Linked DNA regions of Homo sapiens: regions 2, 3, 4, 5, 6 and 7 are each linked to region 1. The links are chromatin contacts, found by Hi-C or POLR2A ChIA-PET in ENCODE. All regions are on one chromosome and are shown on one strand. The core of a region is the stretch at or near the end of the contact, and the rest is flanking DNA. Distances in the headings are between cores, read along the strand shown.

Region 1 (2,846 bases), core at 208-2,707:
TTGCTGTTTTCAACTCCTTATGCTTATGAAAACCAAGGCTCTCCATTCTTAAAAAAAAAAACAAAAAAAAAAAAAACTCTCAAATCCAAATCATTTTTTAAAGCACCCTGACCCTTTAATAAAAAGAGCCAGTAAGATAGCATCTGAAAAAAAGAAAGACAGATTTTAGGAACAAAGGATTTTTTTCCTCGTGCTTTGTTTTCCCAGTCTTGAATTAATCACAGCTGTCTTTCCCCAGCAAAGGTTATTTTTATCTAGCATGCTTTAAATTAAAAAACAACAAAAACAAAGGGAGCAATCTGATGTTCTTCAAGCTCCCAGAGCCCTTGCACAGAAAAAGAAGCATTTGCTCTGTGCAGCTAAGAATCCAGCTTTTAATTCTATCTTTTCTTGTGTTTACATAAACTTTCGTTTGCATTTCAGAAGCCTTATGGAAAGATTCCTGTGGCTGACCCAGGAGTAGTGGTGAATTTCTCCATCAAGTGAGTATTGATGAGCTGCAAAGTTCAGTGAACAGGAAAATTCTGCTCCTTTTATTGCCAATGTGACAGGTTACTTTATTACCATGCCTTTCACAGCAATTTAACAGTTACCCTGGTAACGGATTCAGTGAGGTAATGGGATCACAGGCATTGGAGCGGAGGCAGGCTGGCCGCTCGGCGCAGCCATCTGCTGGCTGCTGTTCCGGAGGCTGTCTGCCTGGAGGAGCCCTGACAGTCACGGGGCCTGCATGGCAATGAGCAGGTGAAACCGCAGGCCTGCCCTATTTAGCTGTACTCTGGTGATTTGTCTTTCTAATTCTATTGAAATAATCATCAGGATTTGTTTCTGATTAATTAACTAACCTTTTGGTAAAAAGATTAGATAACGAAATTGCTGCCTATTCAGAGATAATGAGATTTTTATTACTCTGTCAAAGGAAAAAAAGTACATTTATGTGTCACCAGCCGCTGTGTCAAGAGGAAAAAAAAAAAGAGAGATTTCAGTCTTTGTCGAATGTGTATATTCCTCAACAGACGAAGGGTGTGCTTAATTCTGTAGGAACTCCCCAGCCTCGTTTGACGCCTTTAGGAAGAGTTTTTAAAACAGCAAACAAAGTAATAAACACATTTAGGCCAATAGGCTTTTGGGGAGGGTGCTAATTTGTTTTAAAATGTCTCCTAATGGGAGAGAAACGCTTGGGAGTCTGGGGAACTTGCCTGTACTGTGTGGGTGTATTTATGTAAGTGTGAGAGTGTGAAGAAAGCAGTAAAATCTCCGTGCGAGGCTTTAAAATGACATATGTAGACAGGCTGCTTTTCCTCCGCACTACAGATATGTCTTCGACTTGCAGTACATTTGTCTTCTGGCAGGAGCTGCACTCGGGCAATGGGAAGGGGAAATCATCCGAGCTTAGCAGGCTGGGAGGTCACCTGTGACTGTCACAGGTAGGCTGCCTTAGGAAATGAATTATTCTGACTGGCGGTGAGTAAAAAGGGAAGCAGCCCTTCTCCTGTTTCACTCCAAGACACGCAGCCAGTCAATTTAACCTTTTCTCTTAAGAAGTCACAGCTCAATCCTTTGTTAAGGGGGACTTTCATTTTCTCACTCCTCTGTGCCTTCTTCAATGCTGTGATGCCAAGAAAAAAAAAAAAATACCAACCCCGGGAAAAGCGCTTCCCTTGGATAAAGAGATGCCAAATGCGCCAAATAGGCTGTGTGAGCCAGGCAGCATTGGAGGGAACAAAGCGCAGTATATTTCCAAATAAAACTTCAAAGAGCTACAATATTGTTTTAATTACTAAAACCTGAGGAGGAAACACAGTGCATGTCTCTTCCTTCAATGCAATGAAACGGAGGAGTGGGAGAAAGGGCCAAGTGGCAGGCTGGGACCCAGCTGAGCATTTTGTGAAAGTGTATTTGTGTCACTGTCTTTTCAGAGTCAATGAGACACTTATGTTTCTTGTGATATCCTGTGGCCTTGGCTGCCTCCGTTTGTGTGTGTATGAAAATGAAAAGATTTCAAGTTCTAAAAATGGAAGTTTCTATTCTGAATTTCGTATGGTTCACAGACAAGTTGCAACAGACCAAAGGAAAAAAAAAAAAGAAAGAATGTGCAGGGGATCAAATGTGAACATTCCAGAGCCCACTTTCCTGTCCTGCCTGGCGTTCCCACTCTCCTTCCCCTCTTTATTCCAGTTCCTCCTGCACCTCCAATTGCCAGCTAACAGGCTCCATTCCTGATAACAGATGCTTGACAAAGAAAGAGAAATAAGACATTAAAAAAGAGTAGACTGCTGCTGGGGGTGGGGATTTGATAGCACATTGCCAATGGCTTTTTACAGGAACTTGCTCTCCCTGGCTCACTACCAAGACAGGGAAAGAACAGGGCGGGGGAGGGAGCCTTTGTCCTCAAACTCCCAGTGAAATATAGGGTTAATATTAGCAATTATTATTAAAATTAGCCAAATGTTATTAAATGATCTTTGTATAGAAGAATAAGTATAGTTTTCCCTTTGGCAGACAATGACATCTGCAGCTCTACATTTTCATGAAATGACTATACTTAACAAAAACATTACTTCATTTTCATGGTATTTCTTTTGTGCCTAGGAGCAACCCTGTAATTGTTCACTTCAATTACAACATTACTATTTTAAACCGAAACCCATTTTATCTGCATGCCAGCTTTTTATTTGTTTTACCAACTATATCTATTTCCATTACTGCAAGGCTGATGGTTTGTCTCAAGAGGAAATCAAATCCATTAATTCAGAAATTTCAAGCCCGACTAGCTCTGCCATAAGCAGCATTTCTTATGCTAATAGCAAATGTGCTGAGACTGAAAGGAACTGACATGGCCCTGT
Region 2 (3,251 bases), core at 290-2,789, 830 kb after region 1:
TCAAGCCTGTGTGTGACCTGATTCTTCCAGGATGCTGGGCAAGAGCTCAGGATACAGAAAGCTGTCACACTGGCCTTCTGCCCTTGTGAAAAGGCAGAGGGTCCATTGAGCTGGTTAACACTTAAGCTCTCTGTAGACAGCAAGGCTAAAGGAGCATTATAACACTGGGGCTGCAGGCACACCCCCAAACACGGGGCTGGAGCCCACAGCACTCACCCTGATTACTATACCTGCCTGTCTGTGTACTCCCCCTCCAGTCAGGAGTTTGAGCAGCAGCAGTGATGGAACAGATGAGTCACAGATCTGTTACATGTCCTATGAGGGGGATCAGGGAACTCTCCTGTTTCATTACCAGTAAAAAGAAATGTCACATACATATATACTATGTTAAATGTATGTGTATCCTATTAAGAGAAATTAGAAGAAATTCCTTTAAAATTGTGATTGGGTTCATAAAGTTGCCTTTTAGCTTTATGTACTTTCTTTTATGTTTTTTTAAGAGATGGGGTCTTGCCTTGTTGCCCAGGCTGGAGTACAGTGGTGTGATTATAGCTCACTGCAGCCTCAAACTTACCAGCTCAAGAGATCCTCCCTCCTCAGCTTCCCAAGTAGCTGGGAATACAGGTGAGTGCCACCATGCCTGGCTAATTAAAAAAAAATTCTGGAGAAGACACAAACCATCCTTGCTATGTCCTGACCCACAGACTCTATAAGCATATTAAAATAGCTATTTTATACCATGAAGCTTTGAGGTAGTTTGTTACATAGTGAAAATAATGGAAACAGGATTCTTCTTACCTGAATAAAAACCATAACACTAAAACAAAATAGACCATCAAACTCAAGGAATTTGGAAACTAGGGTCAGCCAGGATTCTTTGGTTGCAAGCAACCAAAACCCACTCACTTAAGCAAAAGAGAATTTACTGGCAGGATATGGGGCTGGAAGGATCTAGAGGAATTAAGAACAATTCCACTTAAAAAGGCCCTCTGAGGGCCTGGGCAGAAGGAACTGATGAAGAATTTCTTCAAGTCTCAAGCACTGCTATGAATGTGCTCTGACCGTAGTCAGTTGTGTCACTCTAATTAAGATTTTAATTACAAGGAAAGCAATCAGTCAACCCAGACTGAGCCACACGCCTGCACCTTGTCTAGCAGAAGACAGGCACAGTGATTTGCAGCTTCACCAAGATCAGCACACAATGGGGAAGGGCTAAGTACCCCAAGGGAAATCAGGGTGCTCTTATTTACAAAAGGAGGACTAGATATGCAAGCATCCAAAACTCATGTTGTGTGGAACTAGTAATTCAAACGTTCTCTCACTGCACTATGAGGCTTGTGGTTTCAGGTTCTGAAATCAGCTTTATTCCAGTGTTGATAGTACTCAAAGATGACTGAAGTGGATTAGGTTTCTGGTGGCTGTTCAGTGCAGATTGGAGTTTAAGGCGTTTCCTGCTTCATATTTGCATAACCAATACTGTCTTGGGTACTGAGAGTGCGTAGATGAGTCATTCTCTAGTTGATTCATAGTGAAAGTAGTGGAGCTTGTATATTGCTGAAGCTGACTTTTTATATTGGTGGTAGTAGTAGCACTCACCCAGGCCCCCCTGTCCCACAGCTATGTGACTTTTGGCTGCTAATGACAACCACTTTCCCTTCTCCAGAGAACTGGCATCAACTGGGGAAGCCTCTGTCCTTCCTATAGTTAGTGACTAAGAAGGGCTTATGACAAAGGTTAGCCCTTTGCTTCAAAGGGAGATAACTCTGCTGCATGGTTTGCGCTCTAGAATCCTCTTCCTGTGAATCAGGCCAAGGAGAGGCTTCACCTGAATTTACATCACGTGCTTGCTTGTCTCTGTCCCTTTCTTTGCTCCACTTCCTTTCTTACAGATTTCTACTGAGAGGCGGTCCTTAATAAATCACTTTCATAAGGATCCCCATCTCAGGCTCTGCTTCTAGGTAACACAACTTAGAACATGAATCTATGTCTGTGGTTCTCAAACTTTTGCGTGCATCACAATCATTTGGAAGGCTGGTTAAAAACACAGATCTCAGAATTTCTGATTGAGTAGGTCTGGGGTGTGGCCAAAGAATGTGCAAATTCCCAGGTAATGCTGATGTTGCTGGTATGGGTACCACATTTGGAGAATCATTGTCTTGGTGATTGCTGGGTGGTATGATTTCAAGCACTGAGAAGTCTCTTCTGTACTTCATGCCTACGGCAAAACTATTTTGCCAAGTAGCCCTGCCATGGAACCTAAAATTCATGCTTAACTCTCTTTGGTTAGGAGGTTGAAGACTAAAGTATAAATGCAAATGTTATCCAGAAAAGCACAAACATATTATGTTTTATCCCTTACATTGGCTTTAGCATAGTATGGTTTACTTAGCCAATTACCTAGTAGAGCTCCGAGAAAAAAGGCAATTAAGAACAGGAAGGTTTTGATAGGGTAAAAAAAATCAAGAAAGTCCCATCACGGTATATTTCCAACTCATTTTAGTCACAGAATTCTTTCTTCAAACAAAAACTTTAGAGAAAGTCCAATACAGAGACCTAAGTGCATAGACTCTAAAGAAATCATTAAGGCTGACTGGTCTTCTCACTGGCTGTGTTGGCTGGTTCAAGAGGTGCAGGATCTTTAGCTACTTCTGTTTGATCTGGGCCTGTTCCAGGGCTGGTTCCATATGGCAAGCTTATTTTGAGGAAATACACCAACCATATGATTTCACTGGGAAACTAGAGCCCCCATATTGTATTTCAAGATCTGCAGTACTACTGCTGAGAAAACATGCATTATGAAAGAAAACAGGATTTGGCGCCATTGTTTATATAAGTGATGCTTAGTAAAATCCATGTTAGAGGAATACCAATGTCATGGGCCATGTACAAATTTTTTGATGTTTTCCCTTCTGTGTATTTCATGGTCTTGCTTTTTGTTCCATTAAAAAAAGTCTAGGGCATATGAAAATGCTTAAGTAACCACACATTGCGGCCCGTGATGGCTTGGTTTTGATGAATGATGTGGGATTGCGCAGCTCATTGCAAAGTAATGCTTTTAACTTAAATCAAATCAGTTTTAAGTGAATATGTTTTGCACATTTATGCTCCAGAGTTTGAAAAAACTTTCTTCCTAGAAAACAGCACTTCTTCAGACACTCCCACCAGTGGGGGGTTGTGGGGGTCGCCTCTCTGGCTCAGTTAAGGAGAGTGTTTACTTGCTTTGTCTTCAAACTGCTACAAGTTTAGGGCCC
Region 3 (3,104 bases), core at 268-2,767, 970 kb after region 1:
GGCCTGGCATGGTGGTGTGTGCCTGTAGTTCCAGTTACTTGGGAGCTCCCGAGGCCAGGAGTTTGAGGCCAGCCTGGGCAGCATAGTGAAATCACATCTCAAGAAATTTTTTAAAGTTGTAAAAAAAAGAAATAAGTACTATAACTAGCAGCTGCCATCCTATATGAGAGGGTTACTCTATGTGTACATCTCCAGATGAAGGGTGACTCAGAGTAACACCACATTTAGTGCGATGCCATACCCAGTTTCACACTCTCAGATGAGGCTTTGTTATTCTTGAAGACTGAGGTCCCGTAGGTAGCCTGGAAAACAGTTCACAAAAGGCTCTCTGAATAGTGAATGCACATGCTTAACAAATCTGTTTTTGCTAGTCTCCATTACCTTCCTTCAGCAGGTGTAAAGCTTTAGTTCTGATATTCCTCTCCATTGTAGATGCCTGGCTCTAAGCCTTCTTTGTTTCTACCCAGATGCCAGCTTCTAGTTAACTATTCTTTTTTTTTTTTTTTTAAGCTACCAACCATCTGGAGGAAATCTGATTGGGGCTAGGGTCATTTTTGTACCTTTTAAAATGCGGTGTAGGTAAAAGGATTTGTCAAACCCATGAATGACCCTTCTCAGATCTCAGAGGCACTTCAGATTGGCAAGGGACTCCTTCATGAAGAAGCTGACTCAAGCAGAGGTAGCAACAGAGGCAAAGAGGAGCATGCTGAAGCTACAAGATGGGTTGAGAAATATAGATCTGCCCAATTATAATTCAAACAAAAACAAGTGAGAAACTGTAGTCGGTTGAGGCACTCTTGGCCGAGCATCTGGGCTTGGCATGCATGCATGCATAATTAGGCTTCAGGCAGCTGCAGGCTTCCACAGTGCAACAGGGCAGGCAGGATATCATAATACACAGTAGGTTGCATATCAATGAAACTCTTTTTAAATTCACATGAAGCCTAAGATAAAAAGACATCAGCAAAAATTAAACAGCATTCAAAACGGCAGTGAATTGTGATACAGGCCACCAGGAAAACGATGAAACCCGACCTGGTTTCCCCCCATTGTTCTGTTTCCTTCACACAAATAGATTAGAGCAACAGTGCTGACTTTGTTTTAAAATACACACACTCATTAGATCAAAGTGATCAATGCACATTTAAGCAACTTTCAAGGCATCACAGGAAGAGTGAAATGGTCTGCTTTATTTTGAAAGACAACAGAGAAAATCACACACATGCATCGGGGCATTGTGATATGCAGATGGTTGGCTTTCAGAAGAATTAAATATTCATGGAAGATAAAAATCTCTCTCATTATATTTTTAATGTATATGAGGCTTTGGGCTCAATGCCCTCTGTGTTCACATAACAGACAGACCCTGTTCTCCAAACACATGGATCTGCACACAAGGACGGCTCAGATCACATCCCGAGATGTCACCCTGGCCCGGGCCGGTCAGGCCCTTCCACCGCAGGGCTGCCCCATGGCAGCCAGTGACACCGCTGAGACAACTTTGCCGTGGCCTTACTTTCATTTCCTTGGTTGTTCAGTTTATGGCAAAAGACCCTCAGCTGTGTTTTGTTTACTAATTCCCCTAAGCCTGCCTTAAATCCAGACTGCCAGGGCCACAGGAAATCTTTCAGACCCCTGACAGGTACGGGTAAGTCTCTGAGGTACCTGGGCGTTTGCATTTGCTTCTATTACTAACCCACGTGCAGCATTATAACCTTCCTGCTTTTTCTTGTTTATTCCATGTCTTTGTTTGACAGAGATTCAAAGGGGTTTCTCAGAGGCTTTTAATCTGATTAACTACACATGGGTGACCACTGTAAGGGTTGGGATGCTACAGGACAGGCAGCACTGTCGGGTAGGGTCAGATTTGTCATCCCTCCTGCCCTCGCTTTCCCCAACACACTCCCAGTTTTCCCCTCCCCCACCCCGTGTGCCAGCTCACTCAGAAAATAGGATTCCAGATATGCTTTTATTGAGGAAGAATAATTAAAAAAAAAGATGTGTTTCTTCTTCATAGGGTGCTGAAATAATGAATTTATTAACCTTAGATCAGTGAAATGAATGAAAACTAAACCTGCTTAAAGGAAAGCATTAAGGTGAGAAAAATAAATATTCCTCTACATTTCAATTTGATTCTGAATTTAGTTCATTTTACTCCAGTTAGAAAATTGGCTCCACCTATGGCATTCACTGGAGTAGTCATCATCTTCTACACCGTGTCATTTTCCGTGCTTCTTTGTACATACATTCTTTCCTATGCTTTAAGACTGTATCGTCTATAGAAGATGAGTAATTATGATGAAGACTGAATCGTCACAGCATTTTGTTGTTGGCGTTCAGGTAATTGTAGCTGCGCGTGAGGTAGTTATTTGACCAGGTCTAATGTGTTGAATTGGTCTCTTGCTTTTTTTTTTTTGGTCACTGCTGTTGCCCTCCAATAAATTCCATCTTATCTTCAACTTAGATTTAAATACATGTGTTTTCTAGGTGTTGTTTCTATGCTCATATTTTAAACACAAGCATAAATGTACTTACATTACTGGATTCCAAAATGTAAATAGGTAGGACACTCAGGAATCAGATCTAACTTCCTTTTATCCCCCTGTCTGTGAACTGTGCTTTCAGTAAAAAGTAATGTTTCCATGTTGGGAATTCCCATTATTTCTTTTAAATATCCTCTAAAGCCCTGGTTTAAATAGGAATCAAAGTTCTTATTCCAGTGAGTGGAACAATGCAGTAATATAGATGTAGGGATCAAAGACATCACTGAACCATCAGCCTCCTGCCTCCAGTGTAGCCAGCCATCCTCAGCCATCCCCAGAAGCTGCATCCTCAGGGGCAGCACCCGGGGCTGAACAGTGAGCTGGCCAGGCTGGAGGGAATCTCCTCAGGGGAAATGTGTGAATAGACCCTGATTTGGAGGCAATATCCTCCCCCGCACCCTTTATTGAGGTATGATTAACACATAAAAATTGTATATATTTTTTACAACATGATATTTTGATATATACTGTGAAATTATTACCACAATCAAGCTAACATCCATCACCTCACGTGGTTACCTCTGTTTCCCTGGTGAGAACACTTAAGATCTACTCTCTTAG
Region 4 (2,897 bases), core at 157-2,656, 880 kb after region 1:
CTAGAAAATTTCCAGAATTATGAATGTTTTTTCTTGTTTGTGTAGATCCAGGACAGCATGGAATTTATATCTTTTTTCTGTGTAAAATAATTGCCATATCAGCAAAAAGACTCATTTATTAAAATCTTGCTATGGTGAATTGTTTGACAAACTGTTGGTTTCTGCTCTGGTGTTTTCTATAAAGAACAAAAGTGACTCAGTGCTCCACATTCTTTGATTATCTTAACATAAGCCTAGTGCGACATGGTCGAGTTCAACACCATGACTGTATTAGACACGGGCAGGCAAATTCACTGGCCATAAAATAGTAGTGGGGGTTTCTCTGTAGGTAAAAACAGTGGTAATTGTATCCATCACAGAGGGCAGAAAGTGATTGTACACAGGGGTCAGGAGAGCAATCTGCCAGCCCAAACCTCATGGCAGCACTGGACGGTGCGTTCATTTTAAGCCTGCTTCCCCTCCTTTGAAGCCGGAAGTTATTGGCTACTGCCGGAGGCCTGTTATGACCATGTGAGGATCAAAAGCCCGACTAGGGGTGGGAAATCCTTTGTTCCTGGCTCTCTCATAATAGTTTTTTCCTTTTCTTTGACTGAGAGAAGCAAGTCAAATAGGATTATCCTAATGGAACAGAAGTGTTTTATATAAAAAGTTCAAAAAAGAAATCCAAACAAATGCCAATGTCTTTCATTTACTGAATACTGTTTTATTACAGAGCCAAAATGGAAAATATGTTGGTGGCCAGAGGGCCATTTTCTGAGGCTCTAAAGAAACTATCCTTTCTCAAATTATGACTGATTAACAAGCAAATGTAATGGTCTTTTTAACCACAGTAAATAAGTAAAACAAATGTTTTTTCCCAAACTCAAAGTCTTTAAAAATACAGACTTCCAAGACTGGCCTCTTCTCAAATTACTTTACTACAACTCCAACTTGTTTCAATTGTTGAAAAACTGAAAACCATATGCCCTAAAATGAAAATATACACTTAAGTGATACCTTCAGGGTATAATAAAGTACAATATAGGTGCAAAAAGCACAATGCAGTGGTTAAAAATATACAAGCACAACGGCAAAGTAATAAAATAACATGATTATAGTTATTTTCTGGGCACCATTGTTTTAGAGAGGAACCATCTCCCACTTAAATAACACTAACTTCCTGATCATAAGGCATTTGCTGACATGGATTCTGAGCACGAGATCATTTCCCAACAACTCTCTTTTGTCTGCTTGGTTATGAAGAATGCTTTGGTGGGGACAGGAAGTTCCAATGAATGTGTGAGGTTCATTTTTGGAAAAACGAGCAGTTATTCTTAGAAATCTGACATCTGACACATGAGGGCAAGCTTGGAAGCTGGGCAGAACAAATGTCGCCATCCTGGCATTTTATCTTGCTATGTACAACCTATCTTGGCTGTGTCAAAACAAAGGACAGACCCAGGAGTGTTGTGGGTATAGGTAGGCTTTCTTCAGCAAGGGGCTCGGCAACGTGCTTTGGTGAAAATCCTGGAGGTGTGGGTAGGCTTTCTTCAGCAAGGGGCTCGGCAATGTGCTTTGGTGAAAATCCTGGAGAGAGTTTGGCTATCTCTTGAGCTGCCTCCAGAGAGCAGGTTTATAAAGAAGGTACTATTTATTTATTTATGTGAGATGGAGTCTGGCTGTGTCGCCCAGGCTGGAGTGCAGTGGTATGATCTCAGCTCACTGCAACCTCTGCCCCTTGGGTTCAAGTGATTCTCTTGCCTCAGCCTCCCGAGTAGCTGGGATCACAGGCACACACCACCATGCCCGGCTGGCTAATTTTTTTGTATTTTAGTAGAGATGGGGTTTTGCCGTGTTGACCAGGCTGGTCTCAACCTCCTGATCTCAGGTGATCTACCTCCCAAAGTGCTGGGATTACAGGTGTGAGCCACCATGCCTGGCCTAATTTACTCTTGCCATTAAAATTTATTGGCTGGGTGTGGTGGTGGCTCATGCCTGTAATCCCAGCACTTCGGGAGGCTGAGGTGGGCAGATCACGAGGTCAGGAGATCGAAACCATCCTGGCTAACACGGTGAAACCGCGTCTCTGCTAAAAATACAAAAAATTAGCTGGGTGCGGTGGCAGGCACCTGTAGTCCCCACTACTCGGGAGGCTGAGGCAGGAGAATGGCTTGAACCGGGGAGGTGGAGCTTGCAGTGAGCCAAGATAGCGCCACTGCACTCCAGCCTGGGCGACAGAGAGAGATTCTGTCTCAAAAAAAAAAAAAAGAAAATTTATCTGGGTAGCTGGCTGCCAGTTTCTGTTTTTTCAGCAATTTAGGTAGAAAGTGAGGAATGGGTGGATTGCTAGATGGATATATGGAGTAAGATAAATCCTACCATTTTTTTTCCCAACCTCCATGCCATTTTAGTATTGGTAACACCAGGGTAAAATGATGAGCTACAACAGCCTGGAAATGGGAAAGGTATGCAGGCATTTGGGCATGGACAGTGGTGCCCTGCTTTGGCCTTGATGCTGTGGTTTATGGATTAATTTTGTAATTAACGTATAATACATAATGTATAGGCTATTTAGTATATTGTGAAAACGAGTGGTAGGGAGAGAACACGAAAGTGTGCCAGGTCATGAGGGAGATTTTTGTGTGTGTTTGAAGTGGCCTCCCTTGAGGCAGGTGGTGAAGCAAGACCAGAACAAATGGGAGGGTGGAGAGGCAGGGTGAGCTAAGGTTTCCCTGTAGAGAAGGCAGCTCAGTCTAGAAGAGAAATCTTAAGGCAGAGGATGAACTCAAGGGCCTATAGGACCCAATGCTAATGGGGGTAAGTGCCAGAGGCCTGGAGGTAAACTGGATGTGAATTGCAGAATACATGAAGGCCAAAGTGAGCAGCCCTGCTACTTGCAGCTCTGGACTCATGCTACA
Region 5 (3,204 bases), core at 358-2,857, 780 kb after region 1:
TGGGATGGGTGCTGGTGGGAGGCAGACAGTTGTTTACACTCCAGCAGAACTCACAGAGACCCTCCGCTGTAACTGATTTTTCCTTAGAGAATCTGGTGATTGGGTAGAATTAGGATAGCGGGCACAGGGCTGCACTGAACGCACTGTTCCGAAGGAACATGAAGAGATTCAGAAACCTACCGTCTTTCTTTTCTCTCTCTTCCATGACACAGCTGAGTAAGACTCTATGGGTAGGAGGAAAGGTGCCACTCTCTTCCACCATTCCCTAGCACACACGCACACATGCATACACACACACACACACACACACACACACACACACACACACACACTCTGCTCTTCAGAGGTTCCCCAGAACTTACAGCCTATAAGAAAGAACAGGGACCTACCTTCTCCCCCAAAGCAAGTTCTGCACTCTGGACAGAAAAGAGGAACTCAGGACCATTTTTACTAGAATTTAGACATAATTAGGAGGGGTGGGTGGAGGGGTGAAGGGACTGGAATGTTAGGAAGGGCAAGCGTTGAGCCCTGGTATACCAAAATTGGAAAGAGAAAGAACAAATTAGCCCACTGGCAGAGGGAGAATCTCACCATATCAGGAACAAGGGAGATTCCTTCAGGAGAAAGAGAAACCAGGCTTTAGCTTGGGGTCTCTGACTTAGAGTTATCAACGTTAGGAAAGGGCGTTGACCAAGTCTCAGAAAGCCATCTCACTCTTGCTGGAAGGGAAAGAATGGGTGGGCAACCCCTAGAACTTCCAGCTGGGTGGGGGCATAATCCTCTCTGCCTTTGGCCCTCTCTCCACTCTCAGCAGAGCAGAATGTGTCTGGTAGGGAAGAAGAAAAAGGACTGGCCTCATTTTCCTGCCCCTCTACCAACCTGAATTTGTCCCTGATTGGGTGAGTGGTGGGCGAGTGACCCACCCAGCAGATCTAGTGACTGCAAACCCTTGGGGTAGGGTTAATTCCTTCAAAAGAAGGAATTTTGAAAGTGGGTGAGCAGGTCATGAGACAGAATTCATTCAGGAAGTATTTCCTGAGTACCTGTGAGGGGCCTAGGTACTGGGTGCCCAGGTCCTGTGTCCTGGGGATAGGGTGCCCAGGCCCTGCCCTCTCCCACTTATAGACAGAGTGGGGCACCCCCTCCCACCTCTGGATGAGCACATAGATGTCTCCGTAAAGCTGAGCAAAGCTGAACTCTGCAGACCTAGTGCTGGCCAAGAAGGTCTGCCATGAAGACAAGCACTCACTGTGAGACTCTGCCTCGAAAGCTCATAAACCTGGGAGCCTGCTGTGCTCAGCCTCAGAAACCCCCAGGTGCCCGTGTGTCTGCCATCCCCAGCCCCCACCATCCCCTCAGTGATAAGATACTGGGAGGCAGACCATAAAAGGTGGATTTTGTGACAACAGCTTGGTGACCAGACCGTTCCCTCTGCTGAGGGCTGCTGAGGGCTGAAGCAGGGATGACTCATGGAGAGGCCCCAGCAGACAGCCGAGGAAGCCTCTGACCCTGCGGTGCTGTGGGCTGGGCCATCACGGGACACTGGGGAGCCACAGATGTGCTCAGAGGTAGGGATATGCGGTGAGTCACTCCACCCCTGTCAGGCACTGGCAGGGAGCTGAGGAGTCAGAAGCAGAGAGAGCCAGCGCCGAGCTCGCCCGGTGCCTGTGAGCAGCCAGCCTCTAAATGGCTTCCAGCTTGACAGTCCTCACACTGTGGCAATGTAGCTTCTGGAAGCCTATGGGGCCCAGGGACATTCCTCTGACTGACTCCAGTGGATGAGGTGTGCTCAGGGTGTGGTGGGTGAGCAAGTGGCCTTCCCGGGTCAGCTAGAGGGACTCCCTTGTCATCGTCCAGTGGTGGAAATTGATGAATTGGCACCTAACATGAATGCGATATCCTCCTGGGAGGCTGAGAATCTCTAATCTTGTCCCACTCGATGTCAGCAACTCCGCAGGCCTGGAAGCCTCCCTCTGAATGCTTAGCAGGGCTCCCCTGTGTACCTCCTGCTTTCCAGGGCCACTGTGCCTTGGTCAAGGATGTTTAAGGCGTAAATCACAGAAATCTATTCAAGCAAATGTAAGCAAAGTAGACAGATGTAAGAACAGAGGGGTTCTTACAGGAGCAAGGGTGGCAAGTGTGTCCAAGCTTCCTAGGGGCTGGCACTGGTGGGACCTGGGAGGTCTAGGCACCATGGAAGCTTCTCTCTCACACACATCGTGGTTTGTTTTGTCGCTGTTACTCCTCCTCTGCCTCATTCCTCTCTCTGCACACTGGCTCTCTCTGATTCTCCAAACACATGACCTCGCCTGACTGGCAATACTCTCTGTCATCTTCCAGTTCTAATTGCAGATTCTCAAGAGAAAGGATGGAAGTGGCCAGGCCCAGGGGCCACAGGATAGAATGAACTTGCTGAGGGAGTGGAGGCTGGGCAGTGTGGGGCGGGAACAGTTGCTAAGCTGGCTCCTATTTTTGGCTTCTTTTGACTCCCCACACCACTTTCATCTAAGCCCTTTGTCGAAGGAATATTTATGACTAGGAGCAGAAGTTCACGCAAACCAGCTTAGTTACAAAGAAGGTTTATTGAAAGCGTATAAGAATCCGTCTCACTATCCAAGGATAGGAAGGGAATTGGCAGGTCATAGTGGTTGTTGGTGTCTAGAAAATCCCTAAATCTCGCTCAAATATCACATAATCTCTTACCCCTTCTTCTCTTGGTGTCTCTGTCCCGTTCTCCCGCTTCTGCAGACAGACCGTTTCTACCTCTTTGTGACTTCCCTATTCTTGTAATTGAACGTGGCCTGAAATTGCTATGGAGCTCACGAGGGCTCGTTTCTCACCATCATTTAACTGACCTAGCCTTTCAGTTTGCACTCCAAATTCCTGTGCCAAGTGCAGTGGATTTCCATCCAAGGAATAACCAAATGTGGCTGGGCCGGATTTGGGAGAGGCGTATGGAATTATATAGGACTGTCAACACTCCTGTGATTCCAAGGGTTTTAGGAGCTCTGTGCCAGCAATTGTGGGGTGGCAAAGACCATATACATATATACATGTGAACAAGTGGTCTTTTCGGGTCAGCTAGAGGGACTACATATACATATATATGTGCATATATATGTATATATAGTCTACATATACATATATGTGTATATATATACATATGTATGTATATATACACACATATATACATATATGTATATA
Region 6 (2,924 bases), core at 14-2,513, 890 kb after region 1:
GCAGTGGTGCTATCTCGGCTGACTGCAAGCTCCGCTACCCAAGTTCACGCCATTCTCCTGCCTCAGCCTCCCTAGTTGCTGGAACTACAGGCGCCCGCCACCGAGCCCGGCTAATGTTTTGTATTTTTAGTAGAGACGGGGTTTCACAGTGTTAGCCAGGATGGTCTTGATCTCCTGACCTGGTGATCCGTCCGCCTCGGCCCCCCAAAGTGCTGGGATTACAGGCGTGAGCCACCGTGCCCGGCCTCTGTGAAGGATATGAATGTTTACATATCTGTAAGCCACAAAACTCATATTCATTTTCAATTTCTTGTTACTCTCCATGATAGAAAGCAGAATGGGGCTGCTCACAAAACCCAGTGGATGACAGAGGTTTAGGCCTCCTTCATGAAGTTCCATAGGAGTTGTTCCCTGTCCACAGTGAATTGTAGCAGGAAGTAGAGTTGCTCACTGCTAGTCTCCTCTTTCACACACTTCTTAGGGGAGTCTCACACAGTTGTTATACCATCTTCAATCCCTAGGAATGTTCCCCTTCAAAATTACTCCTTCTAATGAGTGAGGTTCTCTAGCAATTACAAGTCTGCTTTCAAATTCTAGTGGCTCAATTGTGTATAAAGAGGAATGGAAATATGCCTGTTATTCTGGTGTCATTATTCATGCTCTTGCTCTATTCATCTTCCTTATAGCCACAGTCATTTTAATCCATCTCTGATACTCACTCACTAGCTTAACCAACCCTCAGACCCAGGTGTGGTCTACCCCTCACACACCACTTGCAGCTGGGGAACTATCTTTCAAACTTGTTTCTCCAAGTTGCTTAGTTCAGGTAACTTTTCCTGTACTCTGTCTTTGCCAAAACATCAGCTTTTAAGGCCTGCTCGTTCTTTTAAGAAGCAACACTAAAAAACAAGTGTTTAGATTAGAAGAAGGTGTACAGGACAGACTTCAGACAGGTGGAAATTTAGAAAATAGATTAAGCCTCTTGGGTGGCATTTTAAAGAATTTGTACTTCTAGAATTCATACTGCATCCAGATCCGGAAGAAGTCAAAATAGCAGGGACGGGGAGGTGATATGACAATGTCAAAAAAGTTACAGGCTGAAATGAAATATGAAAGAGGAAGTTTTACACCTTTTAAGGGGGCACAATCGGTATAGCCATTTAGTTTCTGTGGCTGTGCTATACCACATAGACTGTTAATTGTCATGAATCTGCTTTTCCTCTGAGGGTCTATTTATATCCTGTTGGAGAGCCAGTGGCACTGAGTCATGGCAATGTGCAGAGCTAGAATTAAGCAAGCTGGTGATTACTTATGCCTGTACAAGCAAGGGGCCAGTCCTTTGGGCAAAATTTCAGGAGCATTCCCTTCCATCTGCTGATAAAAAAGCCTTTTCTATGTTGGGCTATTGCAGTTAAAGCAACTCCTTTGGAGAAGACAAAGTGGTATAGTAAAAAAGGACTGAACATAGATCAGTTCTGGTTATGAATCTTGATTTATTCCTTAATACTGCATTGACCTTGGTCAAGTCAATTACTATCTGGGAACCTTAAATTTACCACCACTGAGTTAGAAATATTTATTTATTTTTCTTTTCTTTTTTTTTTTATTTTGGAGACAGGGTTTCACTCTTTTACCCAGGCTGGAGTACAGTGGTGCAATCCTAGCCCACTGCAATCTCAAACTCCTGGGCTCAAGTGATCCACTCCCCTCAGCCTCCCAAGTAGCTAGAACTACAGGCGCAAGCCACCATGCCTGTTTAATTTTTGAATTTTTTGTAGAAACAAGATCTCTCTATGTGATCAAGCTGGTCTCAAACTCCTGGCCTCAAGTGATCCTCCTGCCTCGGCCTCCCAAAGTGTTGGGATTACAGATGTGAGCTGCCATGCCTAGCTGGAAATATGGAGTTACAGATGTGAGCTTCCATGCCCAGCTGGAAATATTTATATTTTTATATCTTGTGCCCTTCTGGGATCAATGAGAGGATGAAATGGGATAGCATATTTGTTGACACTATAGAAACAATAACATGCTTTAGGCAGCTCAATGGTCAAACCAGGCAAGCTCTGTTAAGAAGAAATATATTCTGCTTACAGTAGCAAACTATCTAATTATCAGCCACAATCTCTAAGTTCATTAGGAATCTTTTAGTTGTGAGGGACACAAATGGTCTCCAGTGTCGTTAAGCAAATAGGTGAAATTTCACAAAGTTCTTGGGGGCTTCAGAATTGATAGGAGATTGAAGAACTAGAATTGGGAAAGTGGACAGAAGCCAGGAGAGTCAACAATCAGGGAGTAGTGCCGTCATGTTTTAGCAGAAGCAGCCTGACCAGAATGTCACTACCACCAGTACTATAGGACAGGACTTCTGCTACTGAAGGGACAACCTCTCCATCTGCAGCCTCCTCCTCAATTAATGAGGATATTCCTTCCTATCACATCTCCTGCTGTAGGTGAATCCAAGCAGTTCTCGTGCTTTGGCATTACAATGCTAGGATTCAAAGCCCTAGACAAGAGCATCTTCTAGGCCAGCTCTGGGTCATATATGCATAAGGTGACTACCCCTGTTTCTGGGGAGGGAGGATCTGGTGCCTTCAGCTTCCCCCAAAGGATTCAGGGAACTGCTACCATCAAGTCTATACACACTGGGGAGTTACAAATGTTTAGCTGACATTTATTATTTAGAACTTAGCTGATTCCTATATCAAAGGAAAATGGGAAAAATAAATAAGCTTTGATGTGAATTCAGGATAGTGAATTTTCAACTAAACACTAATGGGGGAGGAGGGGATGCCGGATGACCAAGGGACACAGTGAGCAGGGCACGGAAATAAAAAAGGGCCTTAACAAGGAGAGGTAAGAGGATGCTAAAGATTACTTTCTCCCCAAATTTTCTTACTCTAGATCTCATGTACAAACACTGCAAA
Region 7 (3,089 bases), core at 16-2,515, 940 kb before region 1:
TCCTAATTTTCTATTTCACTAAATTGCAACCTCTGGCCCTGCTCAGGTCTTTGCCCATATCTCCAGCCTCATTTAGCTCATGCTTCCTTTCATTGGTTTTTTTCCTAATCTGCAATATACCACACTTGTTTCTACCCCTGGATCTTTGCACCTGCTCCGCCCACTGACTATATAGCTTCCTTTCTGGCTCTTCTTGTCATCATTCAATTTCAACTCAAATGTCACCTTCTCAGGGAGCCTCCCCTGACTACAATGTCAAAAATAATCCTGGCTTGTGCAGAAACTATTACACCTCTCTGCTTTATGAAGTAAAAGAGTTGTCACTCTATCATTATCTTGCTATTTTTTTCCTCTGTACATTTCTCACAGCTAGAATGCAAATTCATGAAAGCTTATATTTTTTTGCTTTGTTCAACCCTGTGTCCCTACACCAATGTGTATCACAGTGCCTGGTACATATTGTTGCTCAATAGATATTTGTAGGACTGCTATGGTTTGAATGTGTTCCCTCCAAAATTCAAAGGTTGCCAGTGTGATAACAGGTGAGGCCTTTAAGAGATGATTAGGCCATGAGGGCTTCTCCCTTGTTAGTGGGATTAAGGTCCTTATAAAAGAGGCTTCGTGAACTGTTTAGTTAGTTTGCCCCTGTTCCTCCTTCCGTGTGAGGGTGTGGCCAAAAAACCCACATCAGAAGCCAGTGCCCCGATCTTTCCCAGCCTCGAGAATGGTAAGAAAATACATTTTTTTTTTTTTTTTTTTTTCATGAATTACCCAGTCTCAGGTACTTTGTTATAGCAGCACAAAGAGACTAAGACAAGGATTAATAAAATGTTATTTGTCTTGCTCGGCTTTCTAGCCATTTCTATTCGATACACATTTAAAAATAAACATTCATGAGGATAAACACAATGCCTTGGAGCAGATTCCAAACACATAAACTCATCAGAAAAACTGAAATGAGATTATCATCTGCACAGGATTTTTTAATTGCAAAAATCCTGAGGATAAAGAAAGGATAAAACAGTTTAAGAAATTGTCAAATGCTTTTCCATTGAGGCAGTGGTAGCTTAAGAGTAATCTGATATTTAATAATATGACTTATTATTTAACTGATATAACATACCAAATAGTTGTGGTACATTCTTGAAGTCATTGTTTCCGGGAAAGGACAGGGATCAAAACCACAAACGGCTAAATATGGCTTTTAGGAACTGGTCAGACCATTCTTTCTTATCCAATCACTCATTGCCAATGAGGCCACCTCTTACAGTGGATTTTCCTCTTCTAAATATCTGCACTGAGAAAGTAAAAGGCTAAGGGAAGAGTACTCACACAACTTCCTCTCAATATCCCTTCAGAACGAGCCTGTCTGTTATAACCAAAATCCAAGGAGAAGCTGCTAGACTGATACTGAACAAAATATCTATTTTGGTGTGATGTAACCCTTTCCTACAAGTTGGGGAGAGGTCGAAGAGAAAGTGGATAAGAAGGAAAATGAACACACTGTATACTCAAAGGAAAATAGACATTGTACCACAAAGTTCCATCTTTGAATTCTTGGCACCATCTAGTGGATAATGAGTCCTAATTTAGAGACCAGTTATTTTCTTAAATGGTGGTTCTCAAACTTTCTTAGTATGCCTCACAATTGCACAGAACTTGTACAAATACCCCACACCTATACATTCTGATTTTATAGGTTTGGTGTGAGACTTGGGCATCAGAGTTTTTTTTAACAAGCTTCCCAGGTGATTCTGTTTTAATTGATTGTGAAATTCAACTATCTCTTTGGAAGTTAGCTTTTTGTTTGTATGATATTCCCTCTTTCTTTTCCCCTTGTAAAAATATTTATATGTATATTTTACATTGTAAAATCAAAGTGAACTGTGAGCAACACTATTCTGAAGTTTCTCTAAGAATTAAGTGACATATTCAAGTAAAAATAGGTGAGTGTGAACTTGGGGGTGTAGTGGGATAGCCCCAAACACATGTTGCAAATCAGTGCTCAAGTCAACCAATATCCAACTAAATATGACAAACGTCATTTGTAATCTGCCTATTTCAGGTATCATCTTCCAATTGCTCATTATCTGCTATCCACTGATTTTAACAACTTAAACTTTTTAACTTCTCATTTTGAACTCTTACAAGAGCTACTTCATCATTTCATCCAGATCGAACTATAATGCAATTAATCAAAATTAGAAAACTAACACTGACACAATACTACTTCATACACAGGCCTTATTCAAAATTTTCAGCTGTCTTTCTAGGCTGCAGTCCAACCCAGGGGCCATGTTGTATTTTATAAGCATGTTTCCTTAGTCTCTCCAATCAAACAGTTCCTTGGTCTTTTTTTTTTTCCCCCGTCAATAAATTTGAGGAGTACGGGACAGTTTTGTTTGTTTGTTTGTTTGTTTTAAGAATATTCCTCAGTTTGGGTTTTCTGATGCTTCTTTCTGATTAAATTCAGGTTTTGTATCTTTGGTAAGATCGCCACAATGATAATCTTTGTGTTGTTCTCAGTGCATCAGATCAAGAAGCACACGATGTCAATTTCTTATTGATTTAAGTTTTGATCACTTGGGGTTATAGAGGCTCCTTGGGTTGTTCTCTTACAAAATAATCCTATATCAGGTGGTTCTAGAGGAGATGTTTCTGATTGTCTTGTAAGTTTTTCCTGGGAAGACACAGTCCACGGATAAATTTAACTGAGATAACATTGTTTGAAAAGATGATTTATGGAGGTTCAGGGTTTGCATAAACAGCTTAGGAGGTCCAGGATATCTGTGCACTTCCTAGGAGACCTTTTACATCAGACTTTCTGTGGCTTCCTAAGGAAATGGATATTGATGTTATGACCTCAGACAGGGAGCAGCAGGTACAGCTGGCACATGGATTCACAAATGCTTGACTGGCCCTCTGATTTCAGCTGTGACTATACTGGACAATTCTCTGCAGGCTTCCACTTATTTTTAGCTGAGATTGTCTCACTTCAAGTGCTTCATCTAATATCTCAGGTATTAGATTAATTTATTAATCTAAAGAAAATATAAAGAAATTAGATTTTTGGTGCTGTAAGGAACTTT

Evidence for each region. A loop is a pair of places that touch in the nucleus more often than their neighbours do. ChIA-PET counts read pairs that join two places held with the same protein, here RNA polymerase II (POLR2A). Pooled maps may share reads with other maps.
Region 2: a loop to region 1 is called in a map with no recorded cell type, with 16 times the contacts of the local background. The contact joins two enhancer-like sites. A Hi-C loop is called at or near these places in 3 of 168 maps with a recorded cell type or tissue (Calu3, MCF 10A and endothelial cell of umbilical vein), 26 of 37 single-sample maps with no recorded cell type and 7 of 50 pooled maps.
Region 3: a map with no recorded cell type shows a loop between it and region 1 (2.3-fold over the local background). The contact joins the promoter of LINC01170 here to the enhancer-like site in region 1. A Hi-C loop is called at or near these places in 24 of 37 single-sample maps with no recorded cell type and 5 of 50 pooled maps.
Region 4: a map of endothelial cell of umbilical vein shows a loop between it and region 1 (19-fold over the local background). The contact joins two enhancer-like sites. A Hi-C loop is called at or near these places in 1 of 168 maps with a recorded cell type or tissue (endothelial cell of umbilical vein), 13 of 37 single-sample maps with no recorded cell type and 7 of 50 pooled maps. POLR2A ChIA-PET finds 5 or more read pairs at or near these places in 1 of 52 experiments (activated CD4-positive, alpha-beta T cell).
Region 5: a loop to region 1 is called in a map with no recorded cell type, with 5 times the contacts of the local background. The contact joins two enhancer-like sites. A Hi-C loop is called at or near these places in 1 of 168 maps with a recorded cell type or tissue (dorsolateral prefrontal cortex), 25 of 37 single-sample maps with no recorded cell type and 4 of 50 pooled maps. POLR2A ChIA-PET finds 5 or more read pairs at or near these places in 1 of 52 experiments (H1).
Region 6: a map with no recorded cell type shows a loop between it and region 1 (7-fold over the local background). The contact joins two enhancer-like sites. A Hi-C loop is called at or near these places in 16 of 37 single-sample maps with no recorded cell type and 5 of 50 pooled maps. POLR2A ChIA-PET finds 5 or more read pairs at or near these places in 1 of 52 experiments (activated CD4-positive, alpha-beta T cell).
Region 7: a loop to region 1 is called in a map with no recorded cell type, with 3 times the contacts of the local background. The contact joins two enhancer-like sites. A Hi-C loop is called at or near these places in 2 of 37 single-sample maps with no recorded cell type and 3 of 50 pooled maps.

Annotation. Positions count from the first base shown.
Region 1 is chr5:125,410,747-125,413,592 of GRCh38, reverse strand. No RefSeq gene overlaps it. Among named protein-coding and RNA genes, the nearest start is that of LINC02240, 81 kb to the left of the region's middle. RefSeq lists an enhancer at 1,428-1,927. Within about 2 kb of position 1,457, at least 17 of the 41 ENCODE cell types and tissues checked have a DNase peak (open chromatin) inside an H3K27ac peak, as active enhancers do; they include dorsolateral prefrontal cortex and endothelial cell of umbilical vein, where a contact is called at or near this core.
Region 2 is chr5:124,582,204-124,585,454 of GRCh38, reverse strand. No RefSeq gene overlaps it. Among named protein-coding and RNA genes, the nearest start is that of LINC01170, 150 kb to the right of the region's middle. Within about 2 kb of position 1,539, at least 3 of the 41 ENCODE cell types and tissues checked have a DNase peak (open chromatin) inside an H3K27ac peak, as active enhancers do.
Region 3 is chr5:124,436,933-124,440,036 of GRCh38, reverse strand. LINC01170 (long intergenic non-protein coding RNA 1170) reads left to right here and starts at 1,517. Exons shown (of 6, transcript NR_125774.1): 1 at 1,517-1,642; 2 at 2,161-2,340.
Region 4 is chr5:124,534,925-124,537,821 of GRCh38, reverse strand. No RefSeq gene overlaps it. Among named protein-coding and RNA genes, the nearest start is that of LINC01170, 98 kb to the right of the region's middle. Within about 2 kb of position 1,406, at least 3 of the 41 ENCODE cell types and tissues checked have a DNase peak (open chromatin) inside an H3K27ac peak, as active enhancers do; they include endothelial cell of umbilical vein, where a contact is called at or near this core.
Region 5 is chr5:124,627,579-124,630,782 of GRCh38, reverse strand. No RefSeq gene overlaps it. Among named protein-coding and RNA genes, the nearest start is that of ZNF608, 120 kb to the left of the region's middle. Within about 2 kb of position 1,607, at least 5 of the 41 ENCODE cell types and tissues checked have a DNase peak (open chromatin) inside an H3K27ac peak, as active enhancers do; they include dorsolateral prefrontal cortex, where a contact is called at or near this core.
Region 6 is chr5:124,517,930-124,520,853 of GRCh38, reverse strand. No RefSeq gene overlaps it. Among named protein-coding and RNA genes, the nearest start is that of LINC01170, 81 kb to the right of the region's middle. Within about 2 kb of position 1,263, at least 4 of the 41 ENCODE cell types and tissues checked have a DNase peak (open chromatin) inside an H3K27ac peak, as active enhancers do.
Region 7 is chr5:126,352,572-126,355,660 of GRCh38, reverse strand. The region is part of intron 1 of LOC124901056 (a long non-coding RNA gene); the gene reads left to right. Among named protein-coding and RNA genes, the nearest start is that of GRAMD2B, 69 kb to the left of the region's middle. Within about 2 kb of position 1,265, at least 9 of the 41 ENCODE cell types and tissues checked have a DNase peak (open chromatin) inside an H3K27ac peak, as active enhancers do.